Regions from separate parts of the Homo sapiens genome. Here region 2 is linked to region 1. A link is an interaction called in ENCODE POLR2A ChIA-PET data of the cell type or tissue named here. Cell type or tissue: PC-3. All regions are shown on one strand. Links, peaks and the distances in the headings refer to the core of each region. The heading gives the core; the rest is flanking DNA.

Region 1 (7,144 bases), core at 1,607-4,106:
ACCTGGGAGGCGGAGGTTGCAGTGAGTCAAGACCGTGCCACTAAACTCCAGCCTGGACAACAGAAGGAGAACCTATCTTAAAAAAAAAAAGAAAAAAAAAAGGTAATAAAGGCTGGGTGCAGTGGCTCATGCCTGTAATTCCAGCACTTTGGGAGTCTGAGGCAGGAGGATTGCCTGAACGCAGAAATTTGAGACCAGCAGGGCAACATTGTGAGACCTCATCTCTACAAAAAGTAAAAAATTAGCCAGGTGTAGCGTGGCGCACCTGTACTCCAAGCTACTTGGGGGGCTGAGGTGGGAGGATGGCTTGAGCACAGGCTGTCCAGACTGCAGTGAGCCATGACTTCACCATTATACTCCAGCCTGGGTGACAAAGAAATACCCTGTCTCTACCCCCCCACCAAAAAATGAGTTAATATAGCTTATTGTATGTTTGGTTATACTGTAATCTTTAGAACAAAATCCCAAACAAAAACAATGCACCCCTCACTTCCTATGGCATCTGAGTGGCGAAACTGAAGTATATACAAAGTATTATATGAAACGGAAGTATATACAAAGTATTATACAAAAGTGAAGTATACATGTTACAAAGCCAGCCACTCTCAGAAACATCCAGAGGAGGGGCCTGGCACAGTGGCTCATGCCAGTAATCGCAGCACTTTGGGAGGCCCAGGTGGGTGGATTACCTGAGGTCAGGTGTTTGAGACCATCCTGGCCAACATGGTGAAACCCCATCCCTACTAAAAATACAAAAATTAGCTGGGCGTGGTGGTGCGTGCCTGTAGTCCCAGCTACTCGGGAAGCTGAGGCAGGAGAATCGCTTGAACCCGGGAGGCAGAGGTTGCAGTGAGCCGAGATCACACCACTGCACTCCTGCATGGCAACAGAGTGAGACTCCATTTCAAAAAAAAAAAATCCAGAGGTGACTAATTGCCCGGACTTCAACTGAACCTTTGAAGAGTGCTACCCAGTACTCCAGTTCCCACACACTCACAGTTAAAATAGCAACCTTTTTCCTCATTCCTGAGAAAAGAGGGATAAAATAACAATCTAAGAGAAAAGGAAAGAACAATGTTTCTGGGGCGGGCGTAGTGGCTTATGCCTGTAATCCCAGCACTTTGGGAGGCTGAGGCAGGCGGATCACGAGGTCAGGAGATCGAGACCATCCTGGCTAACACGGTGAAACCCTGTCTCTACTAAAAATACAAAAAATTAACCGGGCGTGGTGGCGGGCGCCTGTAGTCCCAGCTACTCAGGAGGCTGAGGCAGGAGAATGGCGTGAACCCGGAAGGTGGAGCTTGCAGTGAGTCGAGATCGCGCCACTGCACTCTAGCCTGGGCGACAGAGCGAGACTATGTCTCAAAAAAAAAAAAACAAAAAAAAACAAAAAAAAACACACAGTGTTTCTTGGGACCAGACCTGATATCAACGTTGTTTCTTGGGACCAGACCTGATATCAACGTTGTTTCTTGGGACCAGACCTGATATCAAGGTTGGCTGTTTTCAGCAGTGGAGGCAGCACTACGCTATTGGAGTTTCTAAGCTAATTAAGGGAATTTTTTCCCACTTAGTGAAAGCTGGGGCCTCAGGGCTCAGGCTTCCTAACATTTTGGGCACCCAGTTAAAAGATCAACAGTCCCCTGTCCCTTCAGCATGTGACTCACCCCAGGGCAATGAACTGGGCCCACGGCTCCATCTGCATCTATATCCCTGTAAATCATGGATTTATACATATTGGTGCATACGTTTATAATGCTTGCAATATATACTTCCATTTCAACTTACATATATATAAAATGTAACAATTTCTTTTCTTTCTTTTTTTTTTTTTTTGAGACGTAGTTTCGCTCTGTCGCCCAGGCTGGAGTGCACTGGCGCGATCTCGGCTCACTGCAAGCTCCGCCTCCCGGGTTCACGCCATCCTCCTGCCTCAGCCTCCTGAGTAGCTGGGACTACAGGCGCCCGTCACCACGCCCGGCTGATTTTTTGTATTTTTTTAGTAGAGACGGGGTTTCACTGTGTTAGCCAGGATGGTCTCGATCTCCTGACCTCGTGATCCACCTGCCTCGGCCTCCCAAAGTGCTGGGATTACAGGCGTGAGCCACCGCGCCCGGCCAAAATGTAACAATTTCAACCTGTAAAAAGATAAGTGGTCACCTTACCTATGATGTGGATTAAATAAGACGTGTCAACGCAGCCATCCTGCCCCATCCGACCAGACCTTAATGCTCCAAAACCATCAGTTTGCGCCTGGAAAACTGGGGAAAGTGTTTATTCCCTTACACAGGCTTCGCCAAAGGCCCTGACACTTAGGGCTTTTTCACTGCTGCAAACGTTGGACCGGCTTGTGAGAAGGAGTACAGTTAATCTAACTTTGGTATACTGTATCCAGAGACCACAGAGGGCTCGCTCTGCGATTTATGGTGCGAGGAAGACCAGACACCCGCTGTGCCCGTCCTACTCCTGCAGATCAAACTCAAAGCCACACTTTCCGGAGTGAGAAACGGGACAGTAAATGAACGCAGGAACCACGGTGCGCAGGCACAGAACCCCGCTGGGTTTGCTACGAAGGTTGAGGTGGAAGCGCCCAGCGCACCAGGCGCCACGGCCCGGTGTGTGACCTCACTAACCTCCACCAGCGCGCACCCTGTCCTGCCCCTTCACGGGCGAACAACCCCACACGAGGCAGTGGTGTGGGAGCCAGTACCCGGAACCGTAAAAGCACGACTTTCCCGGAGCCCAGGCACTGAATGGCACCCACTGCGCATGCCCCAGAGCGGCGACGAATGGGAGCCCGGAGCGCAGGGGCGGAGGCGCGCCCGGGCAGCTACCGAGAAGCGCCAATCAACCATCGACCAATCAGATCATCACCGTCAATCGTCATCGACCAATCAGAGCCCACCGCGCCCCGGCCTTAAGCCAGTTGCTTGTTCCGCGGCGGGAGGGTTGGGTCAAGACTAAGCCTTCGGGGGAGAGGGCAACGCGGTGGGCGGGAGAGAGGCCGAGGGCCGCTCGGGTCTGGGAGTGCCAACAGGACGGGATGGGCACGAGCATGCCGGGCCCCGCGCGGGGGAGGGGCTCTTTCCTTACCCCACACAAAAAGGTGTGCCCGGGTTGGCTGCCCCTGCCCAGTGTTGTGGCTCCATGTGGACGCTTTCGTGCGCGCGTCCCTGCCCCGCGCGCGGCAGGCCATTCCAGGCTGTGGGCTGCGGGCTCTGGGGTCCGAGGGTCGGACACGCTGGGGAGTGGACACCCCTAGGGTCACACAGACAGGGCTTTGGACACCCACAGGGGCACACACATTGGGGAGTGGGCACTCCTGGGGTCACACAGACCGAGGTGCAGGGATGTAGGGGGCGCCCGTCCAGGGGTAGTTGGTGGTGGCTGAGGGTGAGGGCAAGGTAAGGACTGGGAGGAGATTTCTGGTTCCCTGACTGGGCCAGGGTTTTCCTGTGCAGGTGAGGGGAGTAGGCCGGGGCCTCTCGTTGGTGGGGAGGGCTCCAGGAGCCTGTCCCAACCCTGCAGGCCTCTGGCTGAGCCTCACAGAAGGGAGCTCTGAGATGGGCTGTGCAGCAGGGGAAAGAAAAAGAGAGGTCGGTCGCCTGTTCTGGGTTCTTGACCATCCACCAGTGGTGGTGGAGCCTGGAAGTCTGAGGGAGGAGGGTGAGGAGGCGCTTGAGGGACGGGGGGAATCTAGGCGTCAGGAATGATAGTTCGTTGATCCAAATTACCCAGTAATGGATAATTTTAACACGTGCCAACCTCTCCTGATTACGTGAATAATTTCACTGCGTCTTCACAACAACCTTAACTACTATTATCATCGTTGCGTTCTGGATGAGAGACCTAAGGCCCTGTAGGGGTTACCAGAAGGCACACAGCTGAGCAGAGCCAGGGCCAGGGTCAGGCTGTGCACTCTGGACTCTGTGTTCTGACCATGCGTCACTGACTCTACAGATGTCTCTCCTTTCTGTGCTCACCCTGTCCTCATTCCGCCCCCGGCAGGACAGAGGGCCCCTGAAGCATCCATTTGCCCACAGCATCAGTGAACTGTGTAGAACTCTCTGTGCAAGGGAGCTGGCCCCTGTGCACCCTGAGTCGTTTTTCTTCTCTGGCTCCCCACGCAGGGGCAGTGAACAGAGGACAGGGAAGCTTTGTAGGAAGAGGGCAGTAAATCACAGCATAGTTATCCAGACTGCAATTATTTACTTAGTGCATTCAGGGTCTTGTATTAGGTGGTGGGGATTCCGCGCTGAACCAGACAGACAAGGGTCCTGTTCCTGCCTGCCCTCGGGGTGTGTTTTGGGAATTCCTCCTTGAGGGTGCTTTGGCACTGAATGGGCAGAGGTCTGGTGCTGGGGGGCTGTCCCACACCAGCAAGACTTGTAATGTACATGAATGTGAATGTCATTTCAGGATGGTAAAAGGAGGCCTTTTCTTTTTTTTTTTTTTTTCTGAGACGGAGTTTCGCTCTTGTTGCCCAGGCTGGAGTGCAATGGCACGATCTTGGCTCACTGCAACCTCTGCCTCCCAGGTTCAAGTGATTCTCCTGCCTCAGCCTCCCTAGTAGCTGGGATTACAGGCATGTGCCACCACGCCCAGCTAATTTTGTATTTTTAGTAGAGACAGGGTTTCTCCATGTTGGTCAGGCTGGTCTCGAACTCCCGACCTCAGTTGATCCACCCACCTTGGCCTCCCAAAGTGCTGAGATTACAGGCATGAGCCACCGCGCCCGGCCGAAATGTTTCTTACTAAAAGGGCGTACTGGATCTGAGGGTTGGGAAATGACACTTCCTTATGTCAGGCCTGTCCCAGGAAGCACCCCGCAGTCGGGTACGGAGGGCCATGAGGATAGTACGGTGAGGGGAGGAAGAGGATATAGCAACGTAAATTTTGCCATCTTGGCCTCAGTTTGGTTTTAAAGGACAGCAGCTGGACCTTCCCTATGTGTAGGACTCAATCAGTGGGGCCAGGGTGTGGAAGACAGCCCTGTGTCTTATTACCTACTCAGGGCCTGAGGTGTGGCAACCAGGATCTTGCAGGGAATGCCTTCCCAAAAAGAAGCAAAATACAGAAGATATAAACAGGAAGCCAGGCATAGTGGCTCACACCTGTAATGCAAGCACTTTGGGAGGCTGAGATGGGAGGATCCCTTGCACTCAGGAGTTTGAGACCCACCTAAGCAACACAGTAAGACCCTGTCTTTATAAAAAAATTTTAAAAATTATCCGGGTATGGTGGTGTGTGCCTGTAGTCCCAGCTACTTGAGGGGCTGAGGAGGGAGGATTGCTTAAGCCTGGAAGTTCAAGGTTGCAGTGCACTGTGATCATGCCAGTGCACTCCAGCCTGGGTGACAAAGCAAGAACCCTGTCTCAAAAAAAAAAAAAAAGATATAAACAGGAGGTGATTCATCTGGTGCCCCTGGAGGTTGGAGACGAAGGTGATGGGGTCTATCCCAGTTCTTGGGCGTTCCTGGTGTTTACTGTGTAGTAAATTACTTCTGCTTCCAGCTGTGCAGACAAGCAAACAGAAAAGCTGGATTAAAGCTGCTGTTTTTAAGTCTATTTGAAGGCCCAGGAGAGCAAATTATCTCTGAGGTATTACCTCACCAAATACTGGCATCCAGTGCAGAAAAGCAAGAGTTGATGGAGACACATAAAAAACAAACAAGCTCGGCTGGGCACAGTGGCTCACGCCTGTAATCCCAGCACTTTGGGAGGCTGAGGTGGGCTGATCACCTGAGGTCAGGAGTTCGAGACCAGCCTGGCCAACATGGTGAAACTCCGTCTCTACTAAAAATACAAAAATTAGCTAGGTGTGGTGGCGGGTGCCTGTAATCCCAGCTACTCGGGAGGCTGAGGCAGGAGAATCACTTTAACCTGGGAGGCAGAGGTTGCAGTGAGCTGAGATCGTGCCACTGCACTCCAGCCTGGGCAACAGAGCAAGACTCTGTCTCAAAAACAAACAAACAAAAACCAAAACAACAAACAAACAAAAAACAAACTAGCTCTGGCCGGACGTGGTGGCTCACGCCTGTAATCCCAGCACTTTGGGAGGTGTGTGGATCACCCGAAGCCAGGAGTTCAAGACCAGCCTGGCCAACATGGTGAAACCCCATCTATACTAAAAATACAAAAAATTAGTCTGTCGTGGTGGTGTGTGTGCCTGTGGTCCCAGCTACTGGGGAGGCTGAGGTGGGAGGATCACTTGTGCCTGGGAGGCAGAAGTTGCAGTGAGCTGAGATTGTGCCACTGCACTTCAATCTGGGTGACAGAGTGAGACCACGTCTTATTAAAAAAATAAATACAAATATTAGTTGGGTGTGGTGGCATGGGCCTGTAATCCCAGCTACTTGGGAGGCTGAGGTGAGAGAATTGCTTGAACCCAGGAGGTGGAGGCCTCAGTGAGCCGAGATCACGCCACTGCACTCCAACCTGGGCAACAGAGCAAGAATCTGTCTCAAAAAAAAAACAAAAACAAAAAACAAAGGCCAGGCGCAGTGGCTCACACCTGTAATTCCAGCACTTTGGGAGGCCCAGGCAGGTGGATTACTTGAGGTAAGGAGTTTGAGACCAGCCTGGCCAACATGGTGAAATCCTGTCTCTACTAAGAATACAAAAATTAGCTGGGCATGGTGGCCCATGCTTGTAATCTCAGCTGCTCCAGAGGCTAAGGCACAAGAATCACTTGAAACCCAGGAGGCAGAAGTTGTAATGGGCCGAGATTGCACCATGGCACTCCAGCCTTGGCAACAGAGTGAGACTGTCTCTAAATAAATAAATACATACATACAGACAGACATACATACTAGCTCCAAATTACTGATGCCAATCAACAGTAATAAAAAATATGAATGATATGAAACGTGATATTAAAATGATTAGTAAATCACTATAGTCCATAATGGGAAAACTCATTCCATTATGTACTAAAATAACAAAAATCGGGCCAACACTTTGGGAGACTGACGTGGGCAGATCCCTTGAGTTCAGAGGTTCGAGACTAGCCTGAGCAACACAGCAAAATTTCATCTCTACAAGAAATATAAAAATTAGCCAGGTACGGTGGAACATGCCTGTGGTCCCAGCTACTCGGGAGGCTGAGGTGGGAGGAAGAGGATGGCTTGAGCCTGGGAGGCGGA
Region 2 (7,144 bases), core at 3,048-5,547, 380 kb before region 1:
GAGACGTCAGAAACTGATAACAGAACCCCAAACTGCTCAGAGACCCCAAACCCTAGAACCAGACCCCTAATAAGTCACAGACCTCATACCCTGGGACTGAGACTCCCTCAACAGGAACTGTCTCACTCTTGGAAACATAACAGTTGAGGGACCTCAACACCAAGGAATACAGAGATCAGAGATCTGACACTTTGGGACACAGAGGGTGAAGCACTCCAGAGGCTTGAAACAGTAAAAAGACATTATTAGTACAAAGACATCAGACTCTGGAAACAGATCCTGAAACTGCTCAGGAAAATCAACCCTAGGACAAAACCCACGGCATCACAGATAACTCATTTGTTGGGACATTGGCTCAAAACAGTTTGGCGGTGATACTCAAATACATCAGAGTTCTCATACAAGGGTACAAACACCTCACACCTGAAAAGAGAGACTGCTAAATAGTTCAGAGACATCATACTCTGCACAGGAACCACCAGAGAGTTAAGAAATTTCACACCTATAGACCTTCAAACAACTCAGAAAACTCACTCACTGGCGCACACACACCCATTACAAGCTCAGAGACCTTAACCCTGGAACAAACCCCTAATGAGTCAGATATATCAAACCCCGGGACTGAGCCCTCTGAAAAGGAACAGAGACTTCACGCCTGAAAATATATCCCAAACAGGTCAAGGGACTTTGAAACCAAAAGAGCTCAGGGACCACGTATCCTAGGACACCAGTGGACAAACAGCTCAGAGACCTCACAAGGTAAACACAGTCCGCAAAACAGCCCAGTGAACTCACCCCCCTGGAATGTAGACCAGAAAAAGCGCAGAACCCTCGCATTCAGGATTCAGAATCCTTCTGAGACTTAGGGTATAGACCCCAAAATATATTTCAGAGAATTAATATGCTGGATGCAGAGTATCAACTAATTCAGAGGCCTCAAATTGTGGGACGTACACACCCAAAGAGATCAGAGAACTCACATCCTGGACATACACCAACAAACAGACCAGGGACCTCAACCCTGTGACATGTGCGCGCGCGCGCGCACACACACACACACACACACACACAGCTCAGAAAATCCAAATTCTAGGAAACACACACCCAAAAAGAACGGGGACCTCACATCCTGTGACATACTCACAGAAAGATCAAAAACCACACAAGCTGAGATATACACCCACAAATATTTCAGAGAACTAACATCTGGGGCCTTATACCCACAAACAGATCACAGAACTCAGTCCCTGAGACATATACACATAAAAATACCAGACACTTCACATGCCAGGACATATACCCATGAATAGATCAGAGCACTCACACCTTGGGAAATAAACCAAAGACTACATCAGGGACCTCACATATTACTTGAGGCACACACTCACAAAGAGACCAGAGACTCAATTCCTGGGACATAAACCCAAACACCTCAGAGATCTCGCATGCTGGGACAAAGAAAGAAAGACAGGTCAGAACCTCACAACCTGGGACACAGAGCCACAAACAGATCAGAGATTACACACTGTTGACAAACATACAGGAACAGATCAGAACCCTCACATCCTGAGACATACAACCACAAGGAGATCAGAGAGCTCACATCTTGACATACACCCATAACCAAACTAGACTTGACATTCTGGTACGCTGACCCTCAAAGAGATCAGAGAATTCATACCCTTGGACTTACACCCACAAATAAGTAATAGACCTTGCAGGCTAGAAATACACATAGAGCCTGTCATCCTGGAACATAAACCCAAAAAGAGGCCAGAGAATTTACGTCTTGGGACACACACCCACAGTCACAATAGAGACTTCACATCCTAAAATATAAACCCACAAAGGATCAGAGATCATAAACCAAGGGATATACACCCACAAAGGGAACAGATACTGTCCACTGTGGGATATACATTGAGAAAGACCAGAGAAATGCACATCCTAGGAAATACACTAAAAAATCCTGGGAAATAAATCCACAGACAGTAATGAAACACTGGGATATACAAACCCACAAACAGATCAGAGACCACACACCCTGGGACACATATCCACAGACAGTATGAGATTTCACGTCCTGGAACAAACAGCAAGAAACAAATCAGAGACATTAAACACTTGGCAATACATGTGAAGAGATCAGAGATAACATAGCCTGGGACACTGACAAAATGTTCACAGACCTCGCATGCTAGGAAATTTGCCCAGAAAAAGATCAGAAACCTCACATCCTATGACACACAACCTCAAATAGATCACAGACATAAAATCCTGCAAAACACACCCACAAACCATTCACAAATCTTGCATCCTGGAACATACAATGACAAACAAATCAGAGACCTCACATCTAGGGGAGGTCACACCCATAAAGAGAATACAGATAACAGACCCCGACACACACGCATACCCAGAAACATACAGATAACTATCTTACGAATATAGCTGCAAACAGATCAGAGGGCTCACATCATGGGATATACACTGACAAAAGGATTAGAGACCTTACAACGTGGACATGCACCCACACAGATCAGAGACCTCCACTCCAGCAACGTACATGGACAAATGGCTCAGAGCTCTCACATCCTGGAGCATACAAAAACAATCAGAGACTTCAAATCCTGCAGTATACAACCATAATCCAGTCACACTTCATGTGCTGAAAAACACACCCAGAAACAGATGGTAGACATGACATCTTACAGCATAACTCCCAAGAGATCAGATGATTCAACAGTTTTGGCTTCAAATTTCTCTCTGACCTCTGCTTCTGTCATCGCATCACCTTCTGTGACTCTACTTCTGTTGTCACATGGTCCTCTCTGATGTGACACACACAGTCTTCTCAGACCCTGAAGGTCCTACCTTCCTCATATAAAGACTCTTGTGATGACAGTGGGCCCACCTGGATTGTCCAGGATAACTGCCCCCATCTCAGGATGCTTACCTAATATGTATTTGCAAAGCCCCCTTTCCAGATAAGACAACATATTAACAAGCTCCAGGAATGAGGTGAGGACATATTTGGGGATCTATTATCTGACGAAACAGAACATACATGCACAAAGAGAACCCTCACATCCCGGGACTTTCACCCATGAACTGCTCACAGATCTCACAGCTGGAGTCATAGACCTCCAAAGGGATCGGAGAACTCCCACTCCTGGACATCAATCCAAAAAGATCAGAGAGCCACACACTCTGGGGCATACGCCAAATGATGCTCATAGTCCTCACACCCTGGGGATTAAACCCACAAAGACATAAGAGAACCACACTCTGCCAAGTACATTCTCAAAGAGAACCGGAACCTGACACGCTGGGATATACACTAGCGAAGAGATCAGGGACCCCACATTCTGGGACAAACACCCTCGAACATACCAGATCTCTGACTCTGAGACACAGACACAAAGAACACAAAAAAACACATTCATTGACAGACACCCACAGACAGGTCAGGAACCTCACAAACTGGACATAAAACCACAAAAAGAATGGGACTCACACCCTCTATAAACACCCTGAGGAGATGACACACTCACATACGATGACACACACGAACAAATGGATCAGAGACCTATCTGAGAACCTATCTGAGAAACACAACCAGAAACCATACCAGAGACCTCTAATACCACGACATGAAACACCAGGTCACAGGCCTCATATGCAGAAAATACTCCTGAAGAAGTACAGAGACCTGCTGTCTTTGGTATAGACCCAAGAGGAGATCACAGGTCTCCCACAGAGTGCTCCAAAACCACATTGTGGATACATGTACCACAACAAAACCTGACTTCTACTATAAATACCAGCACACAAACCAGAAACTTTATATGCATATCATAAGTACCCACAAATATTGGCAAAACAGCTCAGAAAATTCATGCCAGGGATATATACCCACAAACAGATCAAAGACCTCATATCCTAGGCTAAGCATTCAGAATCAGATCAGAGAACTCACTTCCTGAGAGAACCCTCTCAAAGAGGTGAGAGGCTGGGCGCGGTAGCTCACGCCTATAATCCCAGCACTTTGGGAGGCCAAGGTGGGCGGATCACCTGAGGTCAGGAGTTCGAGACCAGCCTGGTCAACATGGCAAAACCTCATCTCTACTAAAAATACAAAAATTATCCAGGCATAGTAGCACGGGCCTGTGGTCCCAGCTACTTGGGAGGCTGAGGCAGGAGAATTGCTTGAACCTGGGCGGCAGCAGTTGCAGTGAGCCAAGATCGCACCACTGCACTCCAGCCTGGGCAACAGAGTGAGACTCCATCTCAAAAACAAACAAAAAAAAAGAGGTGAGAGACCTCACTCTCTGCTTCATTCACCAGCAGACATACCAGAGGCTTCACACCATGACACAGAGACAGACAAATCAGGGAGTCTCACATCTTGGGACATAAACCCAGAAACAGGGCAAGAATTTCAAGCAAAAGGAAATATACTCACACAGAGCTTGGAATCCTTACACCCTAGACATACGCACCTCAACAGATCAGAGAACTCACACACTGGCACATGTACACAAAATCAGATTGGAGATGTCCCATCCTAGAACATACGCTCCTCCACAAAAGCTGAGAGCACAAATTCTGGGACACACACCACCAAATAGGTCATCAGATCAGAGACCCTGCACAGAAATCAGTGACCTCCACTATCAGACACACACCCTCACAAATAGATCATGAAGTTCACATCCTGACAACCAGATAGAGACAGCACAACCTGACACACTATTGATTTTCTATTGCTGCTGAAACAAATCACTAAAAGCTTTTTGTCATAAAACAATGCAAATTTATTATCTCACTCAGCTGGGGGTGGCTCATACCTGTAATCCCAGCCTTTTGGGAGGCTGAGGTAGGTGGATCCCTTGAGCCGAGGAGTTTGAGACCAGCCTGGCCAACATGGCAAAACCTCGTCTCTACTAAAAATACAAAAATAAGCCGGGAGTGGTGGCGGGCGCCTGTAGTCCCAGCTACTCGGGAGGCTGAGGTACGAAAATCGCTTGAGCCTGGGAGGCAGAGGTTGCAGTGAGCCAAGATGGCACCACTGCACTCCAACCTAGGTGACAGAGTGAGACTCTGTCTCAAAAAAATAAAAATAAAAAAAAACTTATGATCTTACATTTCTGACAAAGAGTCTTACAGGGTAAAAGTCAAGGTGTTGGCAGAGCTGACTTCTTTCTGGAGTTCCTTGGGGAGAATCCAATTTCTTTTTTCTTTTTCTTCTTTCTTTCTTTTTTTTGAGACAGAGTCTTGCTCTGTCGCCAGGCTGGAGTGCAGTGGCGCGATCTTGGCTCACTGCAACCTCCGACTCCCTGATTCAAGCGATTCTACTGCCTCAGCCTCCCGAGTAGCTGGGATTACAGGCACGCGCCACCACACCCAGCTAATTTTTGTATTTTTAGTAGAGACAGGTTTTCACCATGTCGGCCAGGATGGTCTTGATCTCCTGACCTCGTGATCCACCCACCTTGGCCTCCTAAAGTACTGGGATTACAGGCGTGGGCCACCACGCCTGGCCAAAGAATCCAGTCTCTGTAGGCTGCCTACATTTCTGAGCTCATGGCCTCTTCCTCCATCTTCAAAGCCAGAGGTCTGTTTCACCTTCAAATCTTTCTCTCTCTCTCTGTCTCTCTCCCCACCCCCCTTTCTTCCTCCTCCCCCATCTGTCTCTCCTTGTATCCATCTATCTCTAGCTCTCTTTGATCTCTGTATATGTTGTCCATCATCTTTTCTGTACTTCCATCACTACATAGCCCTCTCTGACTCTTGCCTTCACGCCTCCCTCATATAAGGACACCTGTGATTACATTGGGCCTGCCCAGTTAATCTAGGATAAGCATCCCCATCTCAGGATGCTTAACTTCCACAAAGTCACCTCTGCAAAGTCCCTCACAATCACCTCTGCAAAGTCCCCCTTTCCATGTAAATTAGCATAATTGTAGGTTTCAGGGATTAGGAAGTGCACATCTTTGGGGTACCATTAGCTACCAGAGACCTACATACACACACAAACAATTCACAGACTTTACATCCTGAGTCATACACTTCCAAATAGATAAGACACCTCCACTCTCTAACAGACATCCAAAAAGAGCAGAGACACATTCTGGGACATATACCAAAAAATACTCAGAGTCTTCAATCACTTGGAATTAAACTCACAAACACATAAGAGAACTCACCATCTGGGACATACACACTCAAAGAAAACATGGACCTGACATGATAGGATATATACCCACGAAGATATCAGGGGCCCCACATGCTGCAAAATGCACCCCCAACAGATCAAATCTCCAAACCTGGGACATACACACACACACACACACACACACACACACACACACACACACACACACTGCAGAAAGAAACATTCTCAGACATAAACCCACTACCAGGTTAGGTATCTTACAATCCGGGACATGTTGAATTAGACCTCACATCCTTGACAAATACACACAAAAGAGACACTCACATACTGTGACATTCACTAGCAAACAGATCACAGACCTCATGTAAGAAACACAACCAAAAAGAGATCAGAGACCTTGAATCCTGCAACATGAAACTACAAACAGCCTAGAGACCTTACCTGCAGGATATATATGCAGAATAGGTATACAGACCTGACATCTTGAGACATAAAGCCACAAACAGATCAGAGACCTCACAACCTGAGCTAGATACCCATAAACAAATCAGAGGTCTCAATCCTGCAATACAGACCCATAATCAAGCCATAGACCTCACATGCTAGGGAAAAGAGCCAGAAATAGATCACAGACCTGAAATCTTGCAACATACACCCATAAAGAGATCAGAGAGCTTATATTCTGAGACATACTCCCAAATAGGTCAGAGGTTTTCAAACCAAGGGAAATAACCCACAAATAGCTCAATAACTTCACAGCTTGGACACATACACACCTCAACAAATCAGGTATATATATTATACACACACACACACACACAATATATATATATGTTATATCTACTATCAGCCCTCGGATTCAACCAAGTCTGGATCAAAAACACTGAGGAAAAAAATAATTTAAAAACATAGTAAAAATAATACAAATAAAAACAATGTAGTATAACAACTACTTACGTAGCATTG

The links. Peaks named below come from ENCODE experiments on the same cell type or tissue, not always from the same donor. Only the 100,000 strongest peaks of a DNase experiment are listed, where the experiment ranks them.
Region 2: POLR2A ChIA-PET joins it to region 1 with 5 read pairs; 1 of 35 experiments calls an interaction of 5 or more read pairs at or near these places.

What each region holds. Positions count from the first base shown.
Region 1 is chrX:49,098,417-49,105,560 of GRCh38, forward strand. It overlaps a transcript of WDR45 not described here. Among named protein-coding and RNA genes, the nearest start is that of GPKOW, 22 kb to the right of the region's middle. RefSeq lists an enhancer at 2,128-2,207. In PC-3, for the core only: a CTCF peak has its summit at 3,333; a DNase peak (open chromatin) is centred at 2,885; H3K4me3 peaks cover 1,966 bases; H3K27ac peaks cover 1,055 bases.
Region 2 is chrX:48,712,528-48,719,671 of GRCh38, forward strand. No RefSeq gene overlaps it. Among named protein-coding and RNA genes, the nearest start is that of SUV39H1, 19 kb to the left of the region's middle. RefSeq lists an enhancer at 551-845. In PC-3, for the core only: no CTCF peak of the experiment used is centred there; no DNase peak of the experiment used is centred there; H3K27ac peaks cover 389 bases.